Linked DNA regions of Mus musculus: all the other regions are linked to region 2. A link is a loop called in an ENCODE intact Hi-C map of the cell type or tissue named here. Cell type or tissue: heart. All regions are shown on one strand.

Region 1 (8,000 bases), 110 kb before region 2:
TCTAAAGTTAGAATTAATTAAATATATTAATACAGTTAGAAGTAAGAGTAGAATGTGGACCCTATCTTGTAGAATAGTGAGGGCTGCATAGGTTAAAAATGGCATACAGTAAGCTTTCAACAATTGCATGTATGTAATTGTACTAGGAAGAGAAAAATAGGCTTGGGACAAATTAATGCTCAAAGAAAACATTTCATTCTAGGTTAGGTCTGTGTCTTGGGGTTTTATCGCTGTGAAGAGACACTATGATCAAGACAACTCTTATAAAGGAAAACATTTATTTGGGGCTGGCTTACAGTTTCACAGGTACAGTCCATTATCATCATGGCTGGAAGTATGGCACTATGCAGGCAGAAATGGTGCTGGAGGAGGAGCTGAAAGTTCTATATCTTGATCTGAAGGCAGCCAGAAGGAGTCTGTCTTCTACAGGCAGCCAGGAGGAGAATCTCTTCCACAAAGGATAGAGCTTAAGCAAAGGAAACCTCAAAGCCCACCCCTATAGTGACACACTTCTAACAAGGCCATACCTACTCCAACAAGGCCACACCTCCTAATACTGCTAGTGGGCCAAGCATTCAAACACATGAGTCTGGGGCGGGGAAGAGGGGGCGGCAAACCTATTCAAACCAGCACAGTTTGAGTTCCTGGATTTCATGATCTAGGGATGTGGTCACAGGTGCACCATGAAAAGGCAAAGCTATGAATAAAGAGCAAATAATTTTATTGTGACTATAAAAACAGAGAATAGATGATTAGCCAGTTTAGCTGAACAAGATTTCAAAAAGAAAATGTAAGGTAGATGATCTGTTTCTTGGTAAATAAAATCGTCAACTAAGCATAGGGAAAAAAACTTGCTTAAACGTTGTTAAACAATGACAAAAGCATTATTGCTTTGTGATTACCATGAATTATAGATGGGAAATGTTTAGTTAGGTATGAGATTCAAAAGAAGAATACACAATCAATAATTCTGTTGTAATTTCCTTTGCGTGATGATTTTAATCTGTTCTTGAAGAGTATGTCCTTGTGGTGACTGGTTTTGGAGAATACATAACTTGTGGCTATGAGGTAATTGTTTTCTTACACAGATAACTTTGTCTTAGATGGTATAAAAAGGCTAAAAGAAAAAATAAAGTTGTTGGAGCCTGCTTGTTAAAGCTTTGCTCCATCTACCAAATGTGCGTGAATGTGTATGAATGTAGGAATATATGTTTGGTATGTATGTATGTATGTTGTGTGTATGTATGTATATGTGTGACATTGTTAGAGTTTGCTCATTGAAGCTTGCTTCATCCACCAAGTAGGTGTGAGTGTGCGCCTGCTTTACATTATCACCAACCCCACATCCCCTCCTTAGATCGATGACCACACTGTCAGAGTTGGTCTTCCACACACAGCCAGGCATGAAGCCTATGGGGGACAAATTCAAAGGCACATACAGGTGGCAATAGACAAACCCCACAAAAGGCACTAATGAGCACAGAGGTGTAGCATCAACCCTAGAATAAAGTTGAAGTGACAGGAAGAGCATAGAAGCAACAGAATCCCAGAGCAATTACAGATGACAGGACAAGGTAGAAGATACAGGGTAGCTCCAGTGAGGAATCAACATACCTGAAGCCCAGAGGTGAGTTGAGAAGGGTAACAAGCAAGGTTTGCTTTCACAGATGGGGGTCAAGCTATTAAGTCATCACAGGATGAAGTTCAATTCTCCCCTAAAAACAATGGAGAACCTAGTGTTCACACTGGAGTAAGGTAGCATTTTAAGACTTATCTTAAAATAAGATAAGTCTCCACCCTGGTTGCAAAGCCAGGGTGGAGTAAAACCTGGAGGCTGGAAGAGCAGTTAGAAAGTTTTGTGTGTGCACATGGGTGTGGGCACACACACTTAAAGTGACTGTACTGCCAGAGTATCTTCCCTGGCATAGATGAGGTAGCACAGAGTAACAGGACCAGCAAGACCACAGACCTCAGAAACGCAAAGTAAGACCACAGACCTCAGAAATGAAAAGTGTGTGGATGGGCAGGTAGCAAAGGAAATAATACAGGAAGCCACGAAGGTGCAAACCAGGGGCAGGAAGTCCAGGGCAAAGTGGCACAGCACTGTCACTGAGTTAGAAGAAGGAACCAATAATATATCATAAGCCAGAGGTGTATGAAAGATCCAAAGGTTTCTGTTGTATTTGGCAGTTAGGTCAGATTCAGAGAACTGGCAACCTTGTTTGAACATGGAGACACCAGAGTACAGGCAGCATGCACTGCAGATACAGCAACTGAGCTGGCAAACAGTTGGAGGGAGGTTGCTTTGCACTCCATGTGGTTAAACAAAACAAAACAAAACAAAACAAAACAAAACAAAACAAACGAATCTGGCTTCTCTCTGGGCCATAGGCTCTGCAGCTCCATACTGATTTTCTGCATGTAAAAAAGAGGCCCAATGGTGTGTGGTCCTCTCAAATCCCTCTTTACAAGACCACTTCTTGCTTAACTGCCATACAGTTCAAATACAAATACATTAAAAACAAACAAACAAATAAACAAACCAAAAAAAAAAAAAACCCTTGAATGATTGCAGAAGAGAACTTTCAGTGTGAAATTCTAAAGGGCATAGTCTTGAAATGAAAAAAAAAACTAAATACTCAGAGTTATTCATTTGGAGTCTGTCCCCCCCCCCAATGGATCTACCTATTGCAAGATTCCTTTCTCCACATATCCCTCACACACTTCATAATGCTGTTTCACCTTGATTCACGTAGTTAAAACCCACCTTCAGAAGCATACTTGAAAACCACACACTTCTTGAAACATAGAACACCTAATTTAAGATCTAGGCTTTTGTTTTGTTTTTGTTTTTGTTTTTGGAGACAGGGTTTCTCTGTAGTCCTGGAACTCACTCTGTAGACCAGGCTGGCCCTCGAACTCAGAAATCTGCCTGACTCTTCCTCCCAAGTGCTGGGATTAAAGGCGTGCGCCACCATTGCCCGGCGGATCTAGGCATTTTTAAAGTCTGTTACAGAAATTTCACTTGTTGAGACTGTCTGCTGCTATGTTCCAGGCTCTAGAAAACTTCCGTGGCCTAGAGACCCTTTCTTCACAGCTGGAATTTGTAGTTTGGCATTTGTTACCCAGCTGCCTGGTTTTGGCGTACAGTCATCTGACAAATGGCATTGTAATTTTCATGCAAAGAGGCTAAAAGAGAACTGGTGTTGCAGGGAAAAAGGTTAATCGTTCTTTGTCTTTTGTTTTGAAATGAGCCAGGGCCTCACTCTGTAGTTCAGAATAGTTAACGGGAAATCTGCCTCAGTGTCCTGGATGATGGGATTCCTTGCATGCACCACCCTTCCCAGCTTCAACACCATTTTAAAAGGGTAAGGTTTGGATATGTGTTTGAAAAAGCCACAGAGCGAATAAGGGGAACCTGGGAACCCAACTTGTTCACTGCCGCTTTCTCCAGGAGGAAGAAATGGAGATGAGCTATTTTCCCGATAGCTCCACATTCCGCATTCAGGGGCTTTCCGCGACCACATGCGTACCCTGGGGGCGTCCCTACGCTCTGCTGCTCGTGCCCGCGCCTCACCGGAGAGGCACCAACGCGCCGGACCCAACGCGGCCGCGCTCCCGCAGGCCCGCCCTCGGCCCGCCCCCAGCCGCCCGGCACCCAATCCCAGCGCCACGCACGTGACGAGCGCTGCTTGCGATGACCTCATCCCTGGTGTGGGATGACGTCAAATTCAAGATGGATGGAATCACAGCGGCAGTGGAGGCTGCGGGTTGCGCGAGCCGAGTGTGAGCGGAAAGGGGCTTGGCGCCTGCCCCAGGGCTGAAGAGCGGTGAGTAACCGTCACGCTCCGCGCCCTAGGAGGACGTCGGGCCCGGTCGGGGACTACGGCCTCTCCGCAAAACGCGGCCTTTCCTGACGTAACTCTGAGGTGATTTCTCTTCTTTTTTTCCTCCACCAGTGGGTTGCGGGCGTCGGGCCCTTTTACGCGTGCGCGGGGCCGCGGTCCTCACCGAGCATGCCCAGACTCCCACGTAGTCGAGCGTGTCCAAGCACTGCGCATGCTCTCTGCCCGCATTTGGCCTCGCCCTCGCTCCTACGCATGCTCAGCCTCCAGGCCGCTGAGCTGCTCACCCTGGCCCGGGCGGCCTGAGTAGCCGCGGTGTGCGTCTGGGGTGCTGGCCACAGCATAGCCGTTGAGACGCCGCTGCGGGTTAGGGCGCGCTCTCTGGGGCGGGCGGGCGGCGCGCGCTCGCGCGGGGCTGGGAAACTGGCGGGCGGTGGCGGCGGCGGCGGCACCCACACCTGCAGCGGCTGGAACGTGACAGCCTGGCAGCCAGCACCTCTGGGGCCACCTCGTTTGCCCATGCACACCCTATCGGACCCCTCACCCCCACCCTCGGGCCCAAGGCTTTTCTTAGGAGAAAGACCCTCTTTCGGGGACATAGCACGGAAGACCTCCCTGCAGCTCACATCTTGGCCGGGGTCTCCCCCATCTCCCTGGCTTGGTTATTTGGAGCACCTTTGAGTGCTTCCTCTGCAGAGACTGCACCTTGTAATCAAAGAACCATGCACATATGTGCCCCCGAGGCTCTGGGTTCTGGAGAACCGCACACTACAGAACGTGTACAGAGAGCCTTAAACAGGTACTCCCTAAGGTTGCCCGACACAGGGGTGGTGTTGGGGGACACTGAGCCGCCCTTTGAAGCTTGGCATTTTTTTGTGTGTTGCATGAACTCCAATCGCTTCTACATCTTTGGACATCTATCTGTGTTACAGCATAGTCTGGTGATTGTTCATCAGCATGACCCTGAGTCATAAGTTCCTGGGTTTGTTTCATGGTCCTCCCACCTTGTTTCAGAGGCTGAAAGTAGGTTAATCCATGTTAGTGTTTCCACTGAAAACCTTCCTCCACTTCTAGTGATTAATCATTACCCTTAACCTTACCCCTAAATATTGACGTTAAAGTAGAAATTTGGCTTACGTAAAAATGACTCTTTAATTCAGCCGATGCACTTAACAGCATAGTGTTTTCATTTAGTATTTATTGAAAGTATAGGGAGTGTCATTCTTAGGAAATAGAAATTGTTAATAGAAACTCTCCCTTGAGGAACTGACAGTATTGTGTGGTGGAGAATATTAGATATGACAACAGCAACAAAAGAAGTAGCGTAGAGGTCTCTAGACAAGGAGATAACTGAGAAGCCATTTTAGTTGTCCCAGTACTAGAGCTTAAAGGGCTGGATTTACAAGTATCAGAGATTGGCCAAAGGGCAAAGGAAAGAATAATTTTCTGCCAGAGGAGATATGGCTGGCATCATCCAACCTAAGAAGGTGATGATTGAAGACAAACAGGTGTGAAAGTGTGGATCACAGGTGCCATGTAGGACAAGTGACTTCACTGAGATGGATCTCTTTAGAAGGAAGGGGGTGGGGCCTGAAGAAGTCTGAGCAGAGATACAGATGGAGTCAGTCCAATTGTTAATATAGTCACAAAAGCTCAGGAAAGGCTGAGAAAACGCCCCCATGCTGGGTTCTACAGACTCTGGAGAGATAAAGATCAACAAGTCCAATCCCCAAGTCTAGTGAGCTTTCTTTATGTGGTAGATACCTGCTAAGTCCTATGCTAGGAATTCACAACTGAAAACAAGGGCTTTTTGGGAGAGCATGTGGGGTGTTGTGAGGGAGCCACATATAAACCTGATGCATTGAGATCACCACGGGGTCATTGCAGAGCGGTGAAGTGTTGCTGTTGGCAAGTTACAAAAGCTTTATAGTTCCCTCTGAATCCTTCTGTACAAAGTGGCCAAGTAAAGGAGAGATAAAAGACACGTTAGGGTTTCAGAAACTGGAAGTGCAGATTTGTGGGTTAGATGGTAAGGAGTGCCACTGTCTTAGTTTGGATTTTATTGCTGTAAAGAAATACCATGACCAAGGCAACTTTTATAAAGGAAAACATTTAATTGGGGCTGTTTTTTTGTTTCAGAGGTTTAGTCTATTATAATCATGGTGGGAAGCATGGAAGCATTCAGGCATACATGGTAATGAAGGAGGAGCTGAGAATTCTACATCTTAATCTGAAGTCAGCAGAAGGGTACTGTGTCCACACTGGGCATCGCTAGAGCATAGGAGACCTCACTGCATCCACAGTGACACACTCCAAGGAGGCCACACCTATTCTAACAAGGCCATATCTCCTAATAATATAACTCCCTATGAGTTCACTCATGTGAATCTATTGGGGCCAGGCCTATTCAAACTACCACAGCCATCCAGGTTTGGTACAGAGGTGAGTTGATATCAGTCAGAGAAGTCTTGTATGCTAGTCTGTAGTTTGGGTTTTTCTAGAGAAATAATTTAGGGGAAAAACCCCTGTAGTCTAAAACAGGTCAGTAAAGTGGCCAGCTTTATTTAGAGTAAGCAGTCAAAAAGCTTCATTTCTACTCCTTAATTTAAATTGGAGTAGGGAGTGAAAAATAATCACATATGTATTGTGTAAGATCTCAATTTGGGCATCATGAGGAGTGCCAAAAGTAATATATTGGACTTTAAAGAGCTTGCAGTCCTGGCGGGACACACAGCCAACTAGCATATGCCAGGGAATAAGCATAATGTGTTGATTGGTGTACCTGCTCTGTGTGATAACTGTTGTGCCTACTGTTGGCAGTAGGCATTTGCTTTTTGCCTTTTTGACAAGAGACTCCAACCCATGTTGGCCTTGAACTCATAATCCTCCTGCCTCAGTCTGTCAAGAACTGGCACTATAGACATGTGCTACATGATGTATTTTGCTTACTTGTTCTAAGCTTAAGTAAGTTTAGGACTGTGTTTGTTTAGTTGGCCTGCTTTAATTTAGTATACAGACTCAGTGACCTAAATAATAGAAACTTATTTTTTCACAGTTATAGAAGCTGGAAATTGGAGATGAAAGTGGTGTTGGTAGGCCAGGTCTCTACTGTACTTCTTCCCTTGGCTTGCAGATAGCGTCCTTGTGTGTCCTCATAGGATCTTCCCTCCATGTTTGTCTCTGATCTAATGTCTTTGTTCAGAGACATCACTCTTTTTTTTTTGGATTAAGACACATTTTAACTTAATTAGCTGTGTCTTAAAGACCTCAGCTCCAAATATGATTCCTTTGTAAGGTACAGAAGTTAGGACTTCCAACAAACAAACTAGGATGTTGACTGGGAGTGTTTAGCCCTAAAGGAGTCCTTAAGGATTAGAACTTGATCTGCGCTGCAAAAGGGGTTTGGCAAAATCTGGACGGTTCAGATTGAGTAGTGGAGGAGGTCAGATGGGCAGGTTGTGTCTCAGGAACAGAAACAGGAAAAAGCCACAGTAGGTAACTAAAGAATTTTAAGAGTAGTTTGAATAAAGGAGTCTGTAGAGGCTTTTTTTTTAATAGGTTTTATATTTAGCCTGTTCTGTTTTAACTAAGATAGTCAGGACTATAACTTCATTCAGTATTATATCAAGGTGGTTCCTAAGCTCCCTCTGCACTGCTGGGAACTACACCAGCTCTTACACCTCTGTCTCCATGAAGACATTTAAGACATTGAAACTGAATTTTGGGGTTTCCTTATCTCTAGACAACAGGGCTTTTTCTGTTCTGAATATCCCTGTGTAAAAAATGTAATTATCAGCCTGGTCTACAGAGTGAGTTCCAGGACAGCCAGGGCTACACAGTAAAACCCTGTCTCAAAAAAAAAAAAAATGTAATTAACACCCCTCAGATATATTTAACCATGCCTTGCACTTGTAGAGGGCCAGTGAGCAAGCTGCATTCATGGAAGATAGTGTATGCTGGGGCACTAATGGAAGCCTTTCTTGAGGAATCTAGCATATGAAAGACAAACATGAAAGATTAGGACAAGAGCAAGAAGCATGCAGAAATAAGGCAGAACAGAAACTGACTGGTTAAAAAGGGGATTTATTTTAAAAAATAAAATGAAAAATACATGATCTCTTGAGGCTCGAGGAAAAGCTTAAACATCAAGAAAAA
Region 2 (8,000 bases):
TTAGACTTTTGGGTTAGGGATGCTCAACCTATGCAGGTTTTATTGGTTTGGGCATTTAGGTTAAGTCTAGTCAAGTGTGAAGGTATCAGAATTTTAGGTTATACTTTTAGCAAGAACAAAAAAGAACAAATGATTTTTAGCCATTCTAGCCCACAAATGACTCTGTGAGCATCCTGCTCCTGGCTTCCCAACCACATCTAAGACCTGCTTCCTTTAGGGTCTCCATTGAGTAGCCTTTGCCAGTTGTGAATACCATCACAGCAGAGTGTACAGAGATGGGGGACACAAAGAGGACAAGCCTGAGAAAATGGGCCTTCCTCAGACTATAAAATCCCTTCTCCAAGCTGTTTATCCACTTCTGTTTCTTTGTAGTGTAGGGTAATTATGTTGAAATGAACACCATTAAGATTATGTAACAGGTGCCAACAGCACAACTGCTTAAGCCAACTCTGTCCATTGATCTTGACTACATTCTTTGGTGGCTTCAGTTTCTGTCTTAAGATTTTGGCAGAGTGCTAGTTTTAAAGCAGTTTTTCATGAACACTAATCCATGTGTCTGTGAATCTGGAAGCAGAACTCAGGTTGGCTGGAGTTGGCCACATTTCCCCTGTCCTTCATGCAGTGACTGAATAGAGCTGTTTGTGTGATGTTGATGTAGCAATAACAAAACTAGGGCTCTTTTGCTCTGATTGAAAACACACTATGAACAATAGGATTTAGACAAAGCACTTTATTTTACATTTTAGTTTAGGTTTAAAACTAGCCCTGCTTCCTAGCTGTGGATACTTGGCCATTTATTGCTAACCAGTTCCAAATTAGATTTTTGCTTGGATTTTCCCTGACCACATTTACAGAAATTTTTCTTATGCAGACAGGGAAAGATTAATTTACATTGCTGCCACCCAAAGTGGTGTTTTCTTTGGTTAATAAGCTCAGGGCTGTCAATCTTGAACTTTCAAAGTTCAAGTTGATGGATGGTAGAAGGTAAAATTTGTCTGTCTCAGAAACAAGTGTGGGCACTGACTGACAACCAGGCACAGAAACAGGTGTGGGTCCTGAGACAAGCAGGCACTGTCTCCACTATCCCAACAGGTAAAAAGACTTGAGGACCAAAGCACCTGCACAGGGACAGAGACACTGTTCAAACCAGCAGTGCAAGCTCCTATCACCTCTGGCTCTTTACATAAAATGTCCATGTTCTGTGTATAAATAAGTTGTGGGATCACCAAGCTGCCTGGATCACTTGGCTGAGGGTGGAATGAAGATGTGATTATCCATCGGGCTGGAAGCTGTGGCTTTCTGCCCTCTGTCACGCCAGTCTCTATGTCAGAGGGGATAAAAGTAAAAGCTTCCCAGGTGTGTGGCGAACCTGAAGCTGGTGTGTGGGGACTGGCATCTGTGGAAATGATTGTATTTGTTATGAAAGACATGGGTGGCACAGGATGCCGTGCAGTGAGACGTGGCTGGAACTTCATTGATCTCTCGAGAAATAAATGTACCCACGGAAGACTTTAAGCCGAGTTGGTTCCGAGTGCCGTGCTGTCCTGAGAGACCCAGAGGCTTCTCTTACTGTTTGAATTACTGCCATCCTTTGTCTTTTTGTTTGACTGGCCATCACCGCCAGGTACAGAAAGGATGTACTAGGTCCTGCTTCCACCCTCATGCCGGGCATGGGCTTTCCTCCCTGTGCTCCTGTGCTGGGTGGGCTATTGTGCACCACCCAGGCCATGCTGGTGCTAAAATTTGCTATACAGTTTTAGCAGTTCCAGGGAGCTTCTGGAGGATGGTGGATTGTGGGTGCTGCAAGCTAGAGTCTGTCCTGGCCCAGGTCCCCAAGGCAGTGCCTGATATGGTCTGTGGGAGTCGTATTTGGGGAGGCAGGGGAATGAACATTCATCCGTTTGGGTCCTTGCTATCAGTGCTGTACCCCAGCAGAGGGAAAAGGTAACAGCTTAGCTATGGGAGCCACGTGTGTGACAGCATTTATGCTTTCACGGGACATGGCAGTGGTTTTTGAGGTAGGATTGGGGCAGCTTTGCTGCCTGCTGCAAGCATCTCATCCCCTTGGTGGTCTTCAGTTTCTGTGGTCTCCTTCATGTAACCCTGCTATATACACAAACACATTGCATTTGGAGAGATGCTGCATTGAGGAACCACCAGGGAGATCATCTCAGACTTGCTCACTCTTCAGCCCTATTCAGCCTGCTTGCCTATGGGATTGATTGCATATGGGGTGGCCAGCCACTGTCATCTGCCCATCAGGATGAGTCACCCGAGTTGAGCCCATCCATTCTCTGCGTCAAAGGTGTCATCTACTGTGGCATCTATACGTTGCTGTGGTAAAATACCCTGACAAGAGGAAATTTACGGAAGAAAGGGTTTATTTTTGGCTCATAGTTCCAGAAGGATTAGAGTCCATTATGGCAGGGAAGGCACGGCAGTCATCAGAGAAAGCAGTGGGCAAGGGTGGGGAGCTGGCTGGTTACACTGTCATTCATGTACAAATCTAAACGGGAAGTGAGGCAAGACTATAACCCCTTCCTTTAGGAAGGCTGTACCCCTAAGAGTGGTGGTTCTTGGCCTGCGATCCCTTTCAGGGTTAAGAGACCCTTTCACAGGTGTCACCTAAAACCATTGGGAAACAGATGTTTACATTATGTTAGCAAATTTACACAGAGAATTTGCTACATGATAGTAGCAAAAATTACAATTATGAAGTAGCAACAAAAGTGAGTTTATGATTGGGGGATAAACCATGAGGAACCGAATTGCAGTGTTGGGAAGGTTGAGAACCACAGTCTTAAAGGTTCAATAACATCCCCCCAAACAGCAGTATCAACTGGGGATCAAGTGTTCAAATACTTGAGCCTGTGGGAGGCCTTTTTCATTCAGACCCCAACAGGAGAGGAGACCTCACTACTGGAGAAATGGCAGTACTCTCACTCCCAGTTCCTCAGCCCCACACATTACACAGGGCAAGGCAATGCCTGTGTCTGGAATTGGAGAGTGTTAGGGTTGGAGGAGCTGGGGAGACTGTTGCCTCCTTTGTAGACCACCAAGTTCTGCTTTGTGCTGCCATCCCAAGAGGGGGACTAGAGGGCTAAACTGATAACAATTTACCAGGCTGATCTCTGCTGGAACCTCCTGAGGAATTCTGAACAACCCGACTTCCCTGCCAGGGTTGGTCCTTATCAACCACCACTGGTCATTCTAGAATGCACACACCCATTCTCTGTACCACCCCTATACTATTAGACTGAGCAGACAGGCCCTGCTTTCTCATGAAGTAGCCAGCAAATAAGACTTACAAGATCTGGGCTTAGCTTTGCTGGAATGCAGGTATTTAACAGGTATCCCACACTCCTGGTATCTCTAACTTCCCATCTCTTTCCCTAATTTTTCAGTTTTTGCTCTGCCAGCTTCAAACATCAATCGTCCTTTCCGTGGCTCCCCACAATTATTTTGACCTTGTAACATATTGTTTGGCCTCCAAGATCTTCCTCTGAAATCTGAATAACCCCATAACTTTTGTATTTTGCATATATGCAAAACCAGTATCATGTGGATTCCACCAAAGTCTCTCGCCAGCTCAGGCCGGGTGGTGGTGGCGCACACCTTTAATTCCAGAGGTGGCAGAGGCAGGCAGATTTCCGGTCTACAGAGTGAGTTCCAGGACAGCCAGAGCTACACAGAGAAACCCTGTCTTGAAAAACCAAACAAAACCAAAACCAAACCAAAAAAAGTAGCTGGTTTCTTGGGTCACCACTACCATGGGCTGAGTGCCTAAGCAGCTAAATATGGTGAAAACAACCTTGAGGTCACCAGTTCCTATGGGGGTCCTGTAGGAGCAGGGAGCCCTGACATTGAGAGCTCCCTTTTCAAGGGAAAGTCTTTCAAGTAAGTCTGCTTTCATATCCTGTTCCAAGGCAAAGCGCGAAGCTTAGTAGATGATAATCCATTCAGCCTACATGTCTTCCTTGGTCTCAGATTTACACTGGTTTTTCTTGTAAACAGCCTGATTTTATTTATACTTAGTCCTGTTTCATATGTAGAAGATGAAAGAAGTGGCCTTCTGAGCACTTAGAATGAGCAATACCAATGAAAGTGGTATAGGGGATGATGTGTGTGTACCTGTTTTAAAGAATGAGCAATACCAATGAAAGTGGTATAGGGGATGATGGGGTGTGTACCTGTTTTAAAGGTGTGTCGTCCCCCCCCCCTCCCCCGAGGACAGGGTTTCTCTGTATAGCACTGGCTGTCCTGGAACTCACTTTGTAGACCAGACTGGCCTCGAACTCAGAAATCCACCTGCCTCTGCCTCCCAAGTGCTGGTGTTAAAGGCGTGTGCCACCACCGCCCGGGCTTAAAGGTGTCTTGAAGGGCAAAGATGTCCTTGTCTGCTCAGTTCACTACACTGCCTGCCTCATTCACACACACACAGCTCTAACCTTAACTCCTCGGTTCACATACCATCTGGCCACCTCTCATGGATCACACAGCCTCTCTCCCCAGCTTTTTTGTTCACTCAGTCCCTTACCCTGAATCCTCACAGCCCGCTTCACCAGGCCTCCATATAGTCTCTCTCCTGTTCCCCATCCACATTGACAGTTACCCGCTCCCCATTCAGGAAGGCAACCATCCTCCATATCTGCAACCACGCATCTCTGCCCATGGGTTCCTCAATCACGCAGCCGTTTCCTGGGCTCTCTGGCTACAAAGCCCCAGCCAGTTCCCACAACACGCAGTTCTTTATCCCTGACTCCCTGTTAACACAGCCCGAAGTTCCCAGCTCCAGGTGCAAACACCCGGAGCCCTGGGCCCGCCCGTCGGCCTGCGCTGCGCACTACAACTCCCACGATGCCGCGCCACCGCCCCCCCGGCTTCCGGTGCTGCGCAGTTTCCGGAGCGGATCGCAACCCGGAGTCCGGATCCGACCCCGCTCTGCACATTCCACAGGCAGGTAAAGCCCCGGGCCCATGCTCGCCGCTGCCCCACCGCGCGCCCCTTGCTGCGGCCCGCGGCCCGCGCCTGGCCCGGGCTCGGCCTCCAGCCGCGCCCCCCACGCCCGCCCCGGTCCGGCCGCCGCGCCGCCTGTTCTTTGTTACAGTCGGGGCCGCGGGCGCCGTGGGCGATCGGAGTCAAAACCCGGCTGGAATCCGGAGCCGCTCCGGGATCGCCCTGCGCCCGCCGGGTTCCGCTGCCGCGGGCTTGGCCTCTGCCCTAAGTGCCCAGCCTGGGTTCCGAGCGCCCGGCCCCTGCCAACTGCCCTCCGCGCGCTCGGCCCACGCCAACCGGCGCCCGACCGCCCACTCGCGGGCTCGGCGCCCCCCGCCCCGGCGCGGGCTCAGGCGCTGCGCCCCTAGTGCGCCCAGGCCCAGCGGCCACCGCCAGGCCCTGCGTGGCTGCGGGCTCAAGTCTCTACAGTCCCTTCCCGGCTACCCGGCCGCCTTACCCGGTTTTCGGGCACAGCCCAGGGAGGGGCCTTCGTCTCCAGCCCCTTTGGCGTTTAAGAAAGTCCGAGGCTGTGCCGTGGCTCCCAGGCCCTGGCGCCTCACTCGTCTCTACCTTTTGGTGGCCCAGGGACCACAGTGGCAAGACAGGCTGGAGACATGTGCCCACCTACTATCTGGGAAAAGGGTGGACAGGTGGGGGCCAGGTGGAGCCTGCGTGCTCCTGAGGTGAGTTTTGAGAGGGCAGAGGTAGGACGAGAGAGGCAGTGGTGGGCGAGGGCGCGCTTATTCCCCCCCCCCCCAACACTTCATGGAATGGTGGAGGGCCTCTTCACACATGCTCATAAGCGTACCCCTCCTCCGAGGTGGTTTAAAATGGTAGAAGCTAGAATGTGAGCTGGAGACACGTGGACCTGTGCCTGAATTTAAAGCTGCCAACGCTTCTTTTAAAAAAACATATGCTAGAGCCCGTCAGAATCCTCCCATGGAGGTGCTTGTGCAGGCCACCGCTTGAGGTCCTGAAGGCAATTTTAAAAGTAAAACCTGAATTCTCCGACTTTGGGAAACCTCAGGGGTGGCAGAGACAGTACTCCCTGGAAAGTGCAGAGTAGTTGCTGAGACTTGATCGCCTATACACCCCACCCCAACCATATTTTGCTTCAAACCTACCGGCTTTCCATGTCTTACCTACTGCAGCTTCCTCCTCAGACTTGCCCTGAAATTACTGCTTTACTCTGAAATAAAACCTTTAGATCGGATTATTAAAGGGAAAAAGCACTAAGTTTTCTCCTGATGAGGTTTGTTTTTCCGTCTTTGATTCATGCTTTTCCACAAATGTCAGCAAAGAATATACTAGTTCTCTTTGGGGAACAGACAAGGTAGTTTGTTTTTCCAGAAGACAAATGGGTAGATTAAAACACCAACCACAGCTAGGTTGATGGCAAATGCTTATAATCCCAGTACTCTGGAGACTGAGCCAGAAGTCTATGTTCATGGAAGCCTGGACCATACAAAGCCAGCTACAATTACAAGGCTGTCTTAGAGAGATTACCTTTGAGAAGGACCACTGTTGCCATGGGGTGTCCTGTCATTTTTTTCCTGAAAGGTTATCTGTGCAGAAGGTAGGGAAGACATTGCTGCATTTTTCAGGTATAATAGAGCATAAAACTGGTCACCAACAGTGGCATAAAGGCTGGCCAGACTCAGATTCTCATTTGTAACATATGTCTGACACCTGTTCAGGATAACTTTCCCAGATTGTTCTACCAGGCCATTTCTGTGGTAAACGTTTGTGGACACCTTTCATACACCCAAGGGACAAAAGAAGAGGTGCAAGAGGCAGTGTAGACTATAAGTAACGGTGGTTACACAAGAGTGACAAGGACATGAAGGAAGAAGGTTGCTGGGTGTGCAGGGGTTGTTGGCACACTCTGCACTGACCTGAGCCATCTATCTAGGAAGGGTAGTTTAGTAGGAGACAGGTGCTGTGAGGAAATCTAGCCTCTAGTGGAAATCTAGTGGAAAGCAGAGTGGGCTAGTGCACAGAGGGCTGGGTGGGAACATAGTTGGGATCCCAGGCTGGGAAAGGCCAGTGAATCAGGGTGGAGAGCTTTGAACAGGACTGGCACAGGAACTGTGTCCTTAGAGTTGAGTCTGTGGGTGCTTTGGGGAGCCAGAGCACACACAAATACAGGCCAGTAGACTCCACTCAAAATAGAAGGAAACACCGAGATGATCCAGCACACGGCTGCTATCCTAGAGGCACCAGCTGGCCCACTGTCCAGGCATCCTTTGAGAGTCTGTGGGCATGAATGGGACCTGAGAGACTCTCGCTTAGAGTCTCCTAGGGCGGGTCTTCCTTCACCCAGGGCAGGAAACTACATTCATCCATTTATCCCCTGGCTTGGTCCACAGGTATAGGGAGGGACATGGAGTCACTGTGGGTGCCCACCCTCCAGCAGCTTGAAGCCCTGACTAACTGGCAGTTTTGTCTCCTAATTCAGAAGGGTAGGCATGAAGCTCTGTTGTTCCCAGCCTTCTGCTCCATCTCCTCACCCATGTGGCTCTGTTCTGATCTCCCAGGAAAAGAGCTATACGCCCTGTGTACTTCTTGAACCAGCTTCTTTGGGTACTGGATGACAATTCAGTGAAGGCCATCACAGCTCACCCTGAAGAAATGAGTGCAGCCTGTGGTCCTGTGAAATCATGTCTGATTCAATGAATAGACATACTTGTGTTGCGAGAAGTTACAACAGGGGCGTCAGGAGAGCAATTGCAGGCAGCAGTGTGTAATGGACGGTTTAGGATCTCCAGGGAAGGAGGCAGGAGGGTACGGAGAAGAGGCGGGGTCAGCTTGCTGATGCTTAAAGGGAAGCTGGTTCCTGTGAGTTGGAAGTAACTGGGGCCATCCTGTCATGAGGCTTACATTTTCATAACTGCATTTACAAGAGTGACATGAGGATCTATTTTAAGAGGTCAGTGGAATTTTCATTTGCTGCTCTTAAACCTGGCCCGATCAGAGAAGCTGGTACTGGGAATGGAGAATGGTGA
Region 3 (8,000 bases), 70 kb before region 2:
GGCCCAGAGACCTCGGACTGCCCCTTATCCACCCTCTGAGGGCTGTGGCTTCCCACAGCCAGACACCCACACATGCTGCGTGGAAATCATGCGGCAGTCCTACCGAGTCCACCTGCCCAGAACACTGGAACTCTGGTGGGTCGAGGGTTTTCTCCCACTCCCTTTATTCCCCCATGCCTGCTGCCCTACAAGTCCCAATTCTTTGGAAGTATGTTTATAAACCTTTCAGTGAGCTGGGGATGTAGCTCAGTTGGTAGAGTGCTTTCCTAACATGCATTAAGACCAAGGTTCCATGCCTAATATCACATAAAGTTGGGCATGTTGGAATACATCAAAAATCCTAGCACTTGGAATATAGAAGCAAAAGGATCAGGAGTTTAAAATTACCTCAGACTATATGCCTAGTTAAAGACCAGCCTGGATTACACAAGACTGTCTAAGAACCAGCCCCCCACCCCAAGTATCTGTTCAACAGTAATAAATAATTTCCCACATGAATGAGAACAACTGTATAAGATGCAAAACTTATAACACTAGATACGTTTATTATTTTCTGAAAATATAGCATTTTCATATCTTTTGGGCTTGGTTGTTAAGATGGTGAAGTATGTCTAATCTTGATGTACAGATAAGAGAATTGCCCTAAGACAGGGTGAGTCAGCATAGAACATCCAACATGCGACTCTTGACTGGAGGTCAAGCACTTCAGAAAAATGTCTGAGATGAAAATAGGAGCAGTGGGGACTTTTGCTTCAGGCTCTGGGGCTGGAGGGGAATTTAGAACATGGGTCATGTGCTTTTCTTTTCTCCACTCTGCCATGATATCCAGCCCTCTACTGCAGGAAGATCTCGTCCATGTTCAGAGTGATGCCTTTAGAAGGCTTCTGTGGATTGATGGAAAATGTTTGAGGCACAGGCTAAACAGCTAGGAGATGTTTTATCACCCACTAACTACCACAGAGGAGCGTGGACCCAGCCAGGGGCAGCAGCCAACATAACTAGGCTCCTCCTTCATGTATAGATCACTACCCTGCCTACTCATAGGAACCCAGAGTCACAACATTTTGTATTGAAGAGTGGTTAAACCTGGACTAGGGAGATGGATCAGTAGGTAAGAGCCCTTGCTATATGAAGGACCTGAGTTTAAATCTCTTTGAATCCATGTAAAAAGCCAGATGTGGCTGCATGCCTTCACCCACTGTGACCCAGTGTTGGTGGGGAGTGGGCAGAAATAGAAGAGTTCTGGGGCTTGCTGGTTATCAGCCTAGCTCTAGGATGAGTAAAGAGATTCTGTCTCTGTAGACCATGCTGACCCTGGTCTAAGATCCACCTGTCTCTCTGTCTCTCAAGTGCTGGGATAAAAGGTGTGAACCAATACCACTTGGCTGTTACATAAAGGATAATAATCATGTTACAACCCACAGACCCAGATAGTCTAAGTAGCAAGGAGGGCTCAAAAGGGCTGGGGGAGTGGGGATGACACATGCAATGGTTCTTCCTGGGAAGGGAAAATGGGCGGATTTTGTGGAGAGACTGGGAGCAGGTGGGGATCAGAACAGGAGAGATCAGGCTGGAATGGGAGGGAAGGAGGGAGGGAGAGAGTACTGGGAGAGAAAACTGGAATTGAGGGGGCATTTAAGGGACAATGTACTGCAGTGGAAACTCCCTGTAATCTGAGAGTGACCCAATGGGGAATACAGAGCCTGAACTAGCCATCTTCTGTAACCGGGCAAGGATTGTAGCAGTAAGACTGGGAAATCTACCCAGCCACAAAACCTTTGACTTACAATCTGTCCTGCCTATAAGATGTGCTGGGGTAATGGTGGCACAGAACTTGTGGGACTGGGAAGAGTGGAAGGAGGGGAAACTGCTGACAGGATATAATATATGAGAGAATAGAAGCAAAAAAAAAAAAAATACTGTCTTAAGAGAGCAAGGCTGAAAGTGGAGTAGGATACCTTATGTCCTTCTCCAGCCTTTGCTGCTTGTACATGGGTGCATGCACTTGAAACACACATGGACATGTATACTTACAAACACACATACAAACAAGAGAGAGCGAGAGGGAGAGGGAGGAGAGGGAGGAGAGGGGGAGGGGGAGGGGAGGGAGAGAGAGAGAGAGAGAGAGAGAGAGAGAGAGAGAGATTAAACTCAACAAATGGCCACAGCCAAATGTGACTGAGAATTAGACCCATAAAACCCATTGAAGTGAGAGTAGATACCCCTCACAGGAGAACTGTAGTCTGCTCCCCAGGTCAAAGATGGGTGTGGGGAAAGAAACAGGAGCTGATGGGAAGCAAGGAATATCACAACGGGGAATCAAACACCTGACAAGCCCAGGACCAATGGGTCTTCCACTAGAAGCAGAAACTAGAGGGGCCTGATCTCTTCATGAACTTAGGAGGTGTTTCTGCTCTGGTTGCAAGCATGTTTTGACCACTTGCATTGTCCCATAAGCCAGGGTCATTCTTTATTTCCTCTTAGTTTGCTTCTAGAAGCAAATATTGACACTCTCCATGTCTACATGTCAACAATCTCTTTGTAGACACATATAGAAATATGACACATTCCAGATGAGGGATGGTGGTTAATTTGAAGTTTGTTACAATCCAGTTGGGTAAGCAGCCCCTGAGACATGTCCGTGGAAGAATGAGACTGGTTGTACCAGTCACACAGGATAGATGAGCTCCTTGTCACCACCCACATAGTAGCAGCCAACATACACATAGGAACACAGGTGGATTTGGACACAGGTAGATGTGGTCTAGTCTCCCAGGTGTCTGGTAAGACCTACATCATCCAACTGAATAGATCTAGCTTTAGGTTAGAAAATAAACAGCCTTTTCTTTCAATGAGAACAGATTTTCTTTGTTTCTGCTAAAATACCAGATATAAAGAGGGAAAGGGGAGTAAGTCTGAGCCTCCAGCCAGTGTACTATGCCTGCTAGGTAGGGTTCATCATCCTATGGTAACTTGAAAGACATGGTTAGGGTTGTTTTGTTGTTGTTTACTTTTTTTTTTTTGCTTGTTTGTTTGTTCTTTTGCTTGTTTTTGTTTTTTCAAGACAGGGTTAGGGTTAGGGAGTTTTTAATCCCATATCCTAGCTAGGAGAGGTTCAAGTTCAATCCTAGCAACCTTGAACTGATTCCATTTTGTTTCCACAAAGTCCCTCTGTCCAACTGCCACCCCACGTTTCTCCTCAAAGATAAATGTGGTAGGGACACTGATTCTAGGCTTATATCTCCCCTGATGTAGCCAGTCTTTTGCTCCAACATACTAGGAGAAGGCTGAATGTTAGGTCCACCTAGCCTAACTTGAAGTCCAGTTCCACTGATGCAGCTGCAGAAAACACAGCTGAACCATGTTTCTGACAACTTTCTGAAACTTCTCAAGATGAGCATGCAGAAAGCTGTCACAAATGCACAAAACACAAAAAACGGGTACTGTGCACATACAAATCTCACCACCACATACAACATACCAAATTCCCCTCCCACCATACCACACATGTATACTTACACACACACACACACACACACACACACTCCAAAGTCGATGATCCATGCACATCCTGAACTATGGCCTAGGTTTGACAAGCACCTCCCTGGATCTTGAAATAGGACAGGCATCATCCCCATATTGCAGCGACCATCAGCCTACTTTAGGGTGACAGCTACAGGCTGCTGTGGCTAGCCTTGCAAAATCCTAGTCTTGGCAGTGGGGAAATTCTTGGAATTCTCGCTTTATCTGGGCATCCCACCCACGCGCCAGCGCACAGTTCCCAGCCAAGGCGCGCCAAGCGAGGCACCCCGACACCTTCTCACCCACCACTCAAGGTAGTGGCAGGAGAGGACTTGCGCCCTTAACGCCGCCGTGAGGGCCCTCGGGGCCTTTAAGGAGGCGGAGCTGTAAAAAGAGACTCCGCTCCTGCTCCGCCCCCAGGCCCGGCCTCCTGCGGTTACTACGGGCCGCGGGCGGGACAACCCGGGCGGCAAGCTGGGAAGAAGAGCCTTTGCCTTGCACTTCCCAACCGCGCGTGGGGAGCAGCTTCCTCTGTCCCGCGTTTGGCTCCCAGGCGCGCAGCGCTCAATTTGGTTCGCTTACCGGTCCTCGCCGCCCTCCCCGCTGCCTTGGCCTCCCAGGCCCCGGACCCTGTGCCCCTGCGTACCGGCGGATGTCCTGAGTCGCCACCCGCCAGCTCCGCGCGCCCTGCGGCCACGGCTGCTGGGGGAAGTCGGGGCGCGCTCGCCGGGTATGCGCCGTCAGCATGGGCTCGTGGCTCAGCGAGGTGCAGTGGCTCTTCCTGGTGTCGCTCTTCGTCGCGGCCCTGGGCACCGTGGGCCTGTACTTGGCGCAGTGGGCGCTGGCCAAGGCGCGACCCCCGCCCCGGCGGCGGGCGGAGCCGGATGAGCTAAGGCGCCGGGAGTCGGACACACTCCTTTCCTGGATACTGACACGGGATAGCTGGGGGAACCAGTGGCAGGCGGCTTGGGTGACCGCCCTGAACTATGAGGCCGAAAAGAGAGGGGTGAGTTCCTAGGAGGGCGTGGTGTTTGAAGGTGAGAGGGGCATCAGAAAGAGCCCTGTTCCTGGGAGGCCGCCACAGTCCCTGACTCGCCACCCAGAGCCTACCGAGGAAAGGCGTTCTTTGAAGTTAGAACTAGGGAGAGTGAAGCACCTGAGGTGGGGAGTTAACAAAGTGACTGACTGTTTCACACAGCAAACGTCTTAAGCTCCGTGAGGCTTTCTGTGGGAGAACCACCCAGCCGGTCCCTAGAGGATTCCGAGTGGACACCTACTGGTTTTGAACCCGATAAATGGATAACTGTGATCCAAATGTGCTTTCATTTAGAATCTTGTTCTCTGCCTAAAGCTTCTAAATTCTAAAAGGCTTGCATTTCTGAGCACATAGAATAGTGACCATTTATTGAGATCTCGCTGCTTCTCAGCTATAGCCCTGGGGACTGTAAATGCTTATGTCACTTCCAGATTAGCATGTCATCATCATCATCCATCTGAGGAAACTGAGGCCTGGAAGGTTAAAGTAGTCTTTGGTGTCAGAGCCAAGATGAGAACCCAAATGTGCTGACCTCACACCTTGGGCTTATTACCCTGCTCTATGTCTCATACTCCTGTGGTTGTTTCTTTCATTGTTAATTGCTTGCAGAATTATTTTTACTTTTAAGAGATGTTAGTGTAAGGACAAGTTCCTGGCGTCTACAATTTGGAGGCATTCCACAGGGGAATTAGGTTGGTGGGACAGAGCTGGCACCTGTCAGCGCTGCAGCTGTCCCTCAACTTCAGGTACACAGGCCTCTGTACCTGCTATACAGCCCAGCGGAGAAGCCCCACACTGCCAGCCTTGAACACAGTGAATATCATAATGTTCAGTCATTGTCACACTGAACCTATCCACTTTCAGAATATTCCACTAGGCCCTGAGCCTGATCTTTGTGCCATGGTCTTGGCACATGTAGCCACTGAGTGAAAAAACAAACAAACAAACCCAAACACCCAAACAAACAAAAAAGAAAAAAGCTTTAAGTATGAGTTAGCACAAATCCAACAGTACAAGAGACTTTGCTCTGGACTCTTGGAAAAAGACTTTTTTGGATGCAAAGACTACAAGGTCAGTTGACATCTGTCTTGACACCTAGAATAGGTGCGCAGTCATCAGAGCTGGACCTCTACCCAGGGTCAGTACTCAAGCCATGTGTCCTCATATATAGGAGTAAACATGACCCCACCATGAAGCTGCTGTCACTGACTGTCATTTGATCTGGTGTTAGAAGCCTGGCTTCAGTACAGAGAACACAGTGTTGCCTGAGCTGATGCCAGTCTCTCTCTCTCTCTCTTTCAGTAGGGTGATAGCAAGTGTGCTGGTTAATGATCTGTAGGAAGTAGACACTGGTGGCCTAGAGTCAGTGCCCCTTCTGTGAATTTTGGATGTTTTATTTCCTGCCATTTCTTGGTTGACTTCCTAAGATAGGATCACTCTAGACACGCTCCCAGGGCTTCTTGTGCCTGGAGGGTTGACTAGATAGAAGAGGAAGCCCCTTCCTTAACACTGGTCTCGGTTGGGCAAGTGAATTCCCATGGAATTAGTGGCAGGTGAAATCCTCTTATCTGTCACTCTGGCCTTTGTGGTTAGGGGTGGCATGGGGTTGGGGTTGGCTGAAAAGACACTGGCTTGTTTGCATGGTCATGTCTGTTTTCTGCTCTTTGACAAATTCAGACATTTATCTCTAGAGAGCTCCTGTTTGAAAGTGCCAGTACCATATTGGGTTTAAACTCAAAGTAACTTTACAGGGGGCACTTTGCACAGAAATTGGTATTGGCTATCTATTCCTTAGTACAGTTTTGTTCTAGTTGACTGACTGATGCCTGATACCCGAGAATGCTGCCTGATTGTATTCAAATGAAGGGTTTTGCATGTAGATAGGAACTCAGTCACTTACCTCTCTACCAGTGTCTTAGGATGTGGCTGTTGTTACAGTAGTGACACGTGGGGAACAGATGCAGGCATTTATACTAGTGAGAGCCTGACACCAGCCACCACACCTGCTGGAGTTTCTCCCTGCCCTCCTCCCACTTCAAATGCCACTAATCCCTGATTAGGCTGACATTCCCAGACTGCTCTAGGCACAGACAGCAACAGCCTAGAGGTCCCTTGCCTGACTCTGTCCTGAAATCTCTTTGCCCCAGCCAGGTAGGGAACTAATACTTGGGAGTCAACCAATACTTGGTCTGTCACTGGTGGAGTGGAATGGAGAGACACTAGTAATGTTCAATCAGATCCAGCATCTTCCATGAAGAGGGAACTTTTCTACCCAGTGGAAACAGTAACCAGTCCCATTCCAGATTTTATGCTAGGTTTGTATTTGTGTGTGTGATGTGTATGCAGGTGCACATGTAATGTGTGTACATGTAGAGAGAGACCAGAAGACAACCTCAAGGACACTATTCACTTTGTATTTTGAGACAAGGTTTCTGATTGGCTTATTGATTTGGTTAGGCTGGCTGGCCAGCAAGCTCCAAGAATCCACCTGTTTCTGACTCTACAACCTCCACAGCCTTCACAGTGCTGGAATTACAAGCATGCTGCTGCTTCATACCTAATTTAGTTTTCTAAGTTCTGAGAATCTAACTTAGATCCTCATCCTTACACAGCAAGCACTTTACTCATTAAGCCATCTTAGTTGTTTTACAATGGAAAGAAACTCAAACTTTTTGCTCAAGCCCTTCTCTCTCAAGAGCTTGAGAATGGAGAGCTCAAGATCTGGCTTCTTTGTGGTCCCACATAAGCTACAGCCATGCCCTGTGGGAAGCAAATTCATCCTGAGCCTCAAGTGTTTCTTCTGAATAAAGTCTAATGAAGAGGGCCTGTGTGATGTAACTGAATCCCTGTGATCCAAGGACTAAGAAGTGACTCAAGGTGGATTCTTTGTGCTCTTATAAGTGTAGCTGTGTGAACTCCAACCCAGATTCCAACCATCACTCCATAAGTAGTTTATAGGGTGATTAGTTAGGTGGGAAAGAGGGGAAGCCATCATAGATCTGGCATCTGGTGAGTAATCTTCCAGTGAGTAGGAATTACCCTTGCATGCTTCTCTGTCACGGTGCCACATTCACAAGAAGGGCTTGGCTTAGCTGAAGGTTAGAGAACAGGAGATACTTTCTTCCCCTTGGGTGAGAAGCCACTGTACACACCTGTCTCTCGCCATCTATCAACCAGAGATCTACTGTACCCAGCAATGCCTATAGTTGACGGTTTTAACATTAAGTCTCATTTCTTCATCAAGATTGTCTTTACAAAAATTTATGTTTATTGTTGGGGCCATATTTCTGTAACAGAGAGCCAGAGAACCCAGAAAGTATTGTGTTATCTGAAGATAGCTGCTCAGGGTTACCCCGTGATTGACCTGTAGTCACCTGAATACTTTGGCTTGTGGTAATAATCAGTTACATTAGTGATGGCCCATACTCCTACACCACCCAAG
Region 4 (8,000 bases), 230 kb before region 2:
CCACCATGTGGTTGCTCAAATTGAACTCAGGACTTCTGGAAGAGCAGTAGGTACTCTTAACTGCTAAGCCATCTCTCCAGTCCCGTATTTACAGATTTTTATCTTCTTGAATTCATGGGCTTTTTCGCAAGACCATGTAATCCTTACCTATCTATGAGGTTGTGTCTTTTGAGGGTTCTGGGTACCTAAATTTCATATTACAAACTGAAAATATCCTTCACCATTTGCTTAATCTTGCTGAACATTGTCTTTTCTGCTCCTTTTTACATGTTAATAAATAGGAGGTGGTGAGCTGCATTGAGCCACTGACAGGGAAGGGCTCCAACCCTCTTTCAAAGCACTGACCTGAGCTAAGTTCTGTCTTTAATGTGTGTCTCTTTCTGGAGAACACAGATTCATTTAATGACATTAGTATTTATACAATAGCATTTTACTTATTTTATTGTACTATGGAAAACCAGTAAAGGTCACTATCTCATGTGGACATTAGATCACGTTATAATGTAACTCAGTGCAGATAGCCTACATGTATGCAGGATACTGTCGTGGGGTATAATCTGAAGTACAATTTAGACTTTGTTGTGCCTGCCAATTGGTATCCCTTAAAAAAGATCGTGTTTGTTTCTCTTCCTTTTAAACCTTTAAAAGTGATTTGTTCCTACCCTGAGCTTTTTCTTAAGCTGTTTTCTTTCCATTTCTGTCTCCATGGTCATCTAATTTACAGCTGTCTATGTGGTCGTGTTCAATGGCCTTTTCCCTCAATCATTGTCCCAAAGCTTACTGTTGTTCGTTTCTTCTTTTAGAAGAAGCAGAATCATGCTTATAATTGATGATTTATTAATATCACTATACATCTTACCATATAACTATAAACTGCCCAATGTATAATGTGAAGTATAATTAAGCATTTTTTTTTCTGTTTGATGGTGTTTAATGATTTAGGTTCTCAATAACTTAGGCTTGCCTACTAGCTATTTACTGACAAACAGAAAAAAAGAGCTTAAATGTACTGCTAGGGCTCAAAATTTTAGGTAGAATAAGGTAATTTCTTTTACATGAGGCATCCTTTATAATAGTAAAAGTCATATAATTCTCTTTTTTGTGAAATTTAAAAAATACATGATGGCTGTTATCAGCACTGCAACCAATACTAAGTTAATTATGTTGGTTCACATTCTTCTACTCTAGACAAAACTAAAATCTCTTCATTTCTTATCTATAACTAATGAGAGTGTGAGTAGCCGAGTATATATTAAGACACTTAATTGATAAACATTAAGTAGTTGCTCCTTCTTCTTTATCCATACCACTTAATATGTAAGAACAGAGTCCTTTTGCAAATAAGCATTCCAAACATGAAACATTACACCTTCTCATCTTCATAAAATATATAAAGAATAAAATTAAAGAAAAATATGGCATAAGTTCCTACACTCAGAGCAACCTGCTGCCGAGACATGGAAGGAAGCACAGTGTGAACACAGCGGATCACAGAACATGCTCTCTTAAGTAAATCACTTAAGATTTCAAAGTGAAAATTTGTATAGTTCTTAGAAAACATGAAAATGATGTTTGTCCCAAGGAAAGATGACTACCTCATATCTCTAATGAAAAAGAAAGGTTAAAGGTAATTTCATTTTAAAAAACAGTATATTTTTGTTGAGAGCAAAGATGTGTTAGCACGTGTGTGCAGTGCTGTAGAGTGTATAGATAAGGGGATCTTATCTGGACAGCTTTGTCCATGTCCTGGACCTCCTACACAACCTCAGTCCCCACTGTGTCAGGAGCCATAATGGGACAAGCTAATAACTAGCAGGTGATCATCCTGAAGTGGCCTGCCTCAGATTATTATATAGTCTTCTACAGGTGAGCCCTCATTGAGCAAGGCTGTGAGGGACTCATTTTAGGAAAGATTCCTGCTATTAATATGCTTTTCCTGTTGTTATTGAACATACATAACTACCACTAAGTATAAGCACATCCCTTTGGAGCAGATCTCTGCAGATCCACGAAGATGTACTATCTTGTAGTGATGCTATATAGACTAATGGATGACATAATACTTAATGAGGATCCTATAAGAATTCCTAAAATTGTATCTGTGATCATTAAGCTTTTTTATAATGGGACTGCTATTAGGCCCTTTCCTGATAGTCAAAGCTGCAATGAGAACTCTCCCAGTCTCTCAAGTTTCACCAGTTAACAACTCTTAGCTAGTAACCAGACTTTCTTCTATTCAGAGCACATTCTAAGAGGTTGTAAAACAATTAACCAAAGGCCATAAAAGGGAACTAACAATTTATTATAGGTGCTAGGACAGAAGATAAAATATTGACTGGATTTATCTATACAAAACTTCACTTATAACTTAGTTATGGTTTTAAGCCTTCTGTGAACCCGTGGAGCTGAGACAAGTGATGGATGTTTAGCTTGATAATCACTCCTAATGGATATTCATGTAAACATCCTCTGTTGTAACATTCTATTTCAATTTATGATTTGATTTTCTGGTGAACTTTTGATGAAAATTTTAACATGTGGTCATGTATTATGAATGATGTTTAAGGGCTGAGGACAAAGAGAAGAGACAAAACTGGGGGCTGGGGGTGAGAGGAATGGAGGTGAGAGAACTGAGCTGAGGAGATGATTTTTGAAGGAGAATGCAGAGTGGAGTAGCTTGGAAATTATAGGTAACATAAACTACTAAGAGAGCAATGTGTAGAATGCAGAGGGAAAGAAGAAAAAAGTAGATGATGCTGAGAGCAGAAGGAGCAAGCAGGCTTCTCCTTACCGTGGGACAGAGCAGATCCCATGGTAAGGACAAGGCAGGTTTAGTCTTATTAAAAGAAACAAAGATTTTTTCTTACAAACATGGGTTTAATTCATTTAGCATTAAGAAGGTAGAAGCCTTTTCTTTCTCTATGTAATACAGATTGGAGTGCATTTAGTTTTCATCTAGAATGTGTGAGTTCTTTCTGCAACCATGCTGGGTCTTATGCTCCATATGCATATGTAAATATGGATGTGTGTGTAATTATGTAATTGTGAGAATGTCTGCATGTGTGTGTGTAAGTATGTAATTGTGAGAATGCATGAAAGCTGGGCCCATCTGGCTTCTAATGAAAATGAATAAGTGAGCATGAATGAAGCTGAATATGAATTTATGTGAGATTATGCATATTTGCTTATGTAAAAGTTTTTTCTTTCTGCGAGTGTTATTTACTTCTCCTGGCTCAGTAGAAGTTTATAGCTCCAAACATCCTCCTATCCCGAAAGCAAGTGGCATCTGGAGAACAGGGGAAAGGGTCTAGCAATTAATTCTTTACTTAATCTGCTGTTTTAGGATGAGGTGCTGAGTGCCAGAAACTGCAGTTTCTGACCTGAGAGGATCACAGAACGCAGGTCAGGTACAACAGCATAGTAACTTAGACTTAGATAAGTAAACTTTTTATTATACAGCAACCCTAAATTTTTGTTAAGACAAAGCCTTACCCTCCGCCTATGCTCTTACCTCTCCGTTGCCTCAAGAAGAACCGAAAAGAAAGAAGAAATACCTCACGCTGGGGCTGCACCACGGCACAAATGCATCAAAATTAATTACACTATGAACATAACAAACCAGAAATTAATAAGCCTATTCATATCTATAAACTATTGTTACCCCAAATCTCCCTCTAATAGTTAATATCCTGGGCACCTTTCCGCTTGTGGGACAGTTTGCTAACTCCCCTGCAAGTTGAGTAATGGGCTATGCAAGCTACCTACCTTAATTCCAGGAGGGAGAAGTCAAACAGCCTAGTGAGTTAGGGAAGCTGGGGCTGAAGTCAGGACCTGGTGAGCACAGGGTCACTGCCCACATAGGGGAGGAGCAAGCCACTGAGTAGTGGCAGATCTCCGGCTGCCTTCCTGATGGGGCCTCCCTGGGGCTGTGCAGGGAGACAGAAGAGTAGGCTATTGGAGGACCCGCACCAGTACTATGGAAATGCAAATCCCTGTAGATCTGGAAAAGGTCAGGCATTGGACTTGAAGAATCTTCAATTGGGCTGAGAATCTCTACGCAATGTACCTTTAAGGGAGGTGCTCGAGTCACTCAAGACTTATTGGCCAATCAGATCCTTTAGGCTGACTTGCCAGTCAGAAGGGAAGGCGGGTTTTTCCGGATGCCTTGGCGCGAATTTCACTTAGTTGCTGAGCAGACTTGAATGAGCCTGTGTGCTGTGCTCCTTGTCCTGCCGCTGGATGCTGTGGATTGTGCTCAGGCAAGCTCCGAAGGTGCGACATCGTGAGCACAGGGTCACTGCCCACATAGGGGAGGAGCAAGCGGCTGAGCAGTGGCAGGTCTCCGCCAGCCTTCCTGGTGGGGTCTCCCTGGCGCTGTGCGGGGGGGACAGATTGGTAGGCTATTGGAGGATAGGCACAAGTACTACAGAAATGCAAATTCCTGTAGATCTGGAAGAGGTTGGGTCCTGGCCTTGAAGCTTGGACTGAGAACCTACACTGTGTACCTTCAGCTAACTCTTAACTCTAACGGAGGTGCTCCAGACTTACTGGCCAGTCAGAGCCTTTAGGCGGACCTGCCAGTCAGAAGAGAAGGCGGGCTTTCCGGTTGCCGTGGTGCGGGTTTCACTTAGTAGCTGAGCCAGCTTGAATGGGCCTGTGTGCTGTGCTCCTTGTCCTGCCGCTGGATGCTGTGGATTGTGCTCAGGCAAGCTCCGAAGTTGCGCCATGGTGAGCACAGGGTCACTGCCAACAATGGGGAGAAGCAGGGGTCTCAGCAGCGCGAGCTGGTGTGGTGGGGCTTTCACAGGACTGAATGGGAATCGGCGGCCACGTGTGAGGTCCCCTGAGGTCCTAGCCACTCGCGGGACCCAGCCGTAGCCTCTGAATAACTTCACTGTGGGGGCTGCATTTGGCCTGTGTGTAGAACGATCTTTGGCATGATCCCAAACTCAGAGAGTCCTAGTTTCTGCAAGTTCTGTTCTTAGCATTTGACATTAAGGTGGACAGTCCATTTGGAGTTAATTTTGTGGAGGTTGTAAAAGACATCTCATGTGCTGGGTAGCAATCCAATATCAAGCTGTGATGTAAAAGTGCAGGATTGATGATGTAAAGGATTTACTAAAGCTTAGGAGATAGTAAGGCACTCCAAGTAGAATTTATCTGAGGGTGGACTCCATGTAAAACATCTCACAGATAAGTAATGTGCTAACCAGGGCAATTAGAGTTTAGGTTGCTAGGATACACATGCTTGTTCACAAGGATTGCCCAGAAATATGGCTCCAAGCCATAATAAAGAAAACAAACTTGATTTACAAGCAGCCACTAGGCCCATCTCCATATGAAAGAGCAGGCCTCTAACCAGCTGCTCAATGGGGCATTACAGGATCACAATCTACAGTAAGGCCTAGTGTGCCATAAAGGTTCAGTTTTCTGCTTGAAAAAAGCATACTTATGCCACATGGGCGAGATGACACTTAGTGACAACCATGTGAAAAGGGTAAAAAGAAAAGAAAAGAAAACACTGTTGCATTATTGAGTGCTGGCGTGATCAAACTGTAATTTCCCTGAGGTTCCCCTGTCTGGAGCATGATATAGCTCCTTCTAAAACCCAGGAACATGCTTGGCAGAGCCAGTCACAGCCTGGGGCCTACTCACCTGGCTCCTTGGCAGCTTACCCTGAGGCCCTGGGTATAGAGATAAAACCAGGGCCTTTTCTAAAACCAGGAATATGCTTGGGAGAGGTTGAATCAGATTCTGAGAACAAGACTTCCTACCCTATGGGGCTGTGGTTATCATTCCCAAGGCCATGAGAGATTTGGTCAGAAATGTTTTTGAGAAACACTGAGTTGCCCTTGTGCAGCACTGTTTAATTAGACTTCTCCTGAGTGTGTCCGATTGTATGATGCTTCTGCTGACTTCATAGTTTCTTCATCTTTCTCCTGACTTCATAGATGTCTCCCATCTCCTTCCTTTTCACTCATGTCAATCGTGTACAAGATGGTATTCTTTAGAAGCTTGCTTAGCATGAGCCATAGCTTGTGTAAGACCTCCCCACCCCAGCTTTTTTACTTTCTACCTTTTCCTTTTCCAGTTTTTTCATCATCTGGAACCTTCCACTCAGGACACTGTCACTAACCTGCTGTGTTAGGGCACTGTGTATTTAAGAAATGATCCTGGGAATATGCTTGCTGTGTAGATTTCCCATGTGTCTTAGTGGCTAGAATTGCAGCCTCCAGTCTGTATTTAAGTTGTTCAAAACTTAACCTCAACCTGAACCTAAAAGAGACTAAAGGGTGTCAGCATATGTGGAATGAAAAATCCATTCTAGTCTGGCTCCTCTTTTAGCCTTAATCAGTGTAGCTGGTCTTTGCTACTTCATGGTTACTTCTTTTCCCCTACCCTTAACCCCTTCCCCAACAGCACCCAAGCTCCACCTCCCCCCTCCCCCCCCCCCCCCCCCGCGTCTCCCCCACACACCCCTTCGTCACTCCCTAACACCAGATAGGAGAGTAACAAGGATGGAGGAGAAAGAGATTTTTGAATCTACTTTCTTTCCTTGTACTGGACCCCCCAGCATGAGTCAGACAGTCTCTGATACCGAAGGCAAGGATTAAATATAGAAAAGGCAGAAAGAAGATGTAAAGACGAGAGTTAGATTTGGGAGGACTGCTGGTTAATACTGCTGCAGCAGCAGCCAGCAGCAACCAGAGCCTTGAGTTTATTTTTAGTAGTGTTTTTATACCCCACAGTATCATTCAAAGCAAAGCCACAAGCTTACAGAAACAATTTCCTGAAATATACACAGAATATCTGTTTTTATCCAAAGGTACCTCCCTTGAACCTCAGGAGTACCCCCTCTTATCGTCCTATGCCTCATCAGGCTGGGAAATCTGCCAACAGACCCAGACCCTCCTTGACTGCCTGGGCACATAGAAGAATAGGGTTAGTTTTAAAGCATAAACATCATCATCATCAAGGAAGGAAAAAAGTGTAAAGGAAGTTCCCTGTATTCAGGGTCTTATCAAGATGATCGAGATATGACAAATTGTGAGGAACACATTCCTCAGCTGGTTTTTTTTTTTTTTTTTTTTTTTTAGCTTACTTCCTTGTCCTGGCCCAGTGTCAAATATTCTGGCCATTTTCCTAGAAGCGGTATCAAGAGCTCTCCACACCTGTGAGAGTAGAAGATTCTACTAAAGTACAAATTTACCATACTAGGGCTCTGTCTGCCCATAGGGTGGGGTAGAAGGGCAGAGCTGGGAAGGCCTGTGCTGTCTGAGTGATTTAATCTCTAATCCTCCAGTAGGAGAGCTGCTACCGTCCTCTGGGCAGCCTAGGAATCAGGAGGAGCAGCATTGGGAGGTAGCTTGGAGGTTCTTTCCATATTCTCCCAAGCCATGCCATTGTGATTGTGACAGCCACCAGGAAGAACGGATTGGCTAAGCAATCGCAGTCCAGTCTGATTGGACAGTGATTGACTGGGAACCAGACTGTCTTTCTTTTGGTACATGTGGTGACCTGGGCAAAGAGCCTTGGCCTCTGAGCTGCCTGAGTGTGGATTCCCTGGAGGGGAGTAGGCTCTGCAGCTCTGGCCATAGGAAGCTGTGTTATTTATATCACTGCTCCATGTGCACATACAAGCATTGCTTTTGATGTGCAGAAGACAGATTTCAACACTGAAAATCTGGTTTCTAGAAGTTCTGAACATTGCATTGCAAATTCAGTTTTGTGTGATAGATTTTACAAATAGTTTAGAAACTGGTAGAGATGAGGTTATGGGGATCATCCTTCAGCAAGATCTGATTAAAATCCTTTTACCTTTCCACTATCACCAGTCAAAATGCATGAAGTGATTCAGGGAAATTCAGTTCCAGGGTCCAAAAGGAGTTTCTGAGATGTAAAGGTTTCTTAAGTGTGCATGGTGGTGTGCAGGTGGGTAGGGCAGATTCTATATCATATGCTATAATCCAGGTGGCAGGAAGCAGATATTAAAATTATTC

What was found. Peaks named below come from ENCODE experiments on the same cell type or tissue, not always from the same donor. Only the 100,000 strongest peaks of a DNase experiment are listed, where the experiment ranks them.
Region 1: a loop joins it to region 2, with 3 times the contacts of the local background. A loop is called at or near these places in 11 of 42 quality-filtered maps.
Region 3: a loop joins it to region 2, with 7 times the contacts of the local background. A loop is called at or near these places in 14 of 42 quality-filtered maps.
Region 4: a loop joins it to region 2, with 3 times the contacts of the local background. A loop is called at or near these places in 2 of 42 quality-filtered maps.

What each region holds. Positions count from the first base shown.
Region 1 is chr16:97,958,343-97,966,342 of GRCm38, reverse strand. It overlaps Zbtb21 (zinc finger and BTB domain containing 21), which reads left to right and starts at 3,721. Exons shown (of 3, transcript NM_175428.4): 1 at 3,721-3,929. In heart, a CTCF peak has its summit at 3,577; DNase peaks (open chromatin) are centred at 3,662 and 4,052; H3K4me3 peaks cover 2,372 bases; H3K27ac peaks cover 1,971 bases.
Region 2 is chr16:97,848,729-97,856,728 of GRCm38, reverse strand. It overlaps Prdm15 (PR domain containing 15), which reads left to right and starts at 5,502. Exons shown (of 24, transcript NM_144789.2): 1 at 5,502-5,678. The coding sequence starts at 5,610. It overlaps C2cd2 (C2 calcium-dependent domain containing 2), which reads left to right. Exons shown (of 14, transcript NM_174847.2): 14 at 1-1,520. In heart, a CTCF peak has its summit at 4,804; DNase peaks (open chromatin) are centred at 4,878, 5,148 and 5,458; H3K4me3 peaks cover 2,766 bases; H3K27ac peaks cover 2,929 bases.
Region 3 is chr16:97,918,583-97,926,582 of GRCm38, reverse strand. C2cd2 (C2 calcium-dependent domain containing 2) reads left to right here and starts at 3,950. Exons shown (of 14, transcript NM_174847.2): 1 at 3,950-4,528. The coding sequence starts at 4,268. In heart, a CTCF peak has its summit at 3,916; DNase peaks (open chromatin) are centred at 3,952 and 5,772; H3K4me3 peaks cover 1,905 bases; H3K27ac peaks cover 1,437 bases.
Region 4 is chr16:98,078,618-98,086,617 of GRCm38, reverse strand. It overlaps A630089N07Rik (RIKEN cDNA A630089N07 gene), which reads left to right and starts at 4,179. Exons shown (of 5, transcript NR_015491.1): 1 at 4,179-4,272. In heart, no CTCF peak of the experiment used is centred here; DNase peaks (open chromatin) are centred at 4,097 and 4,587; H3K4me3 peaks cover 2,287 bases; H3K27ac peaks cover 1,475 bases.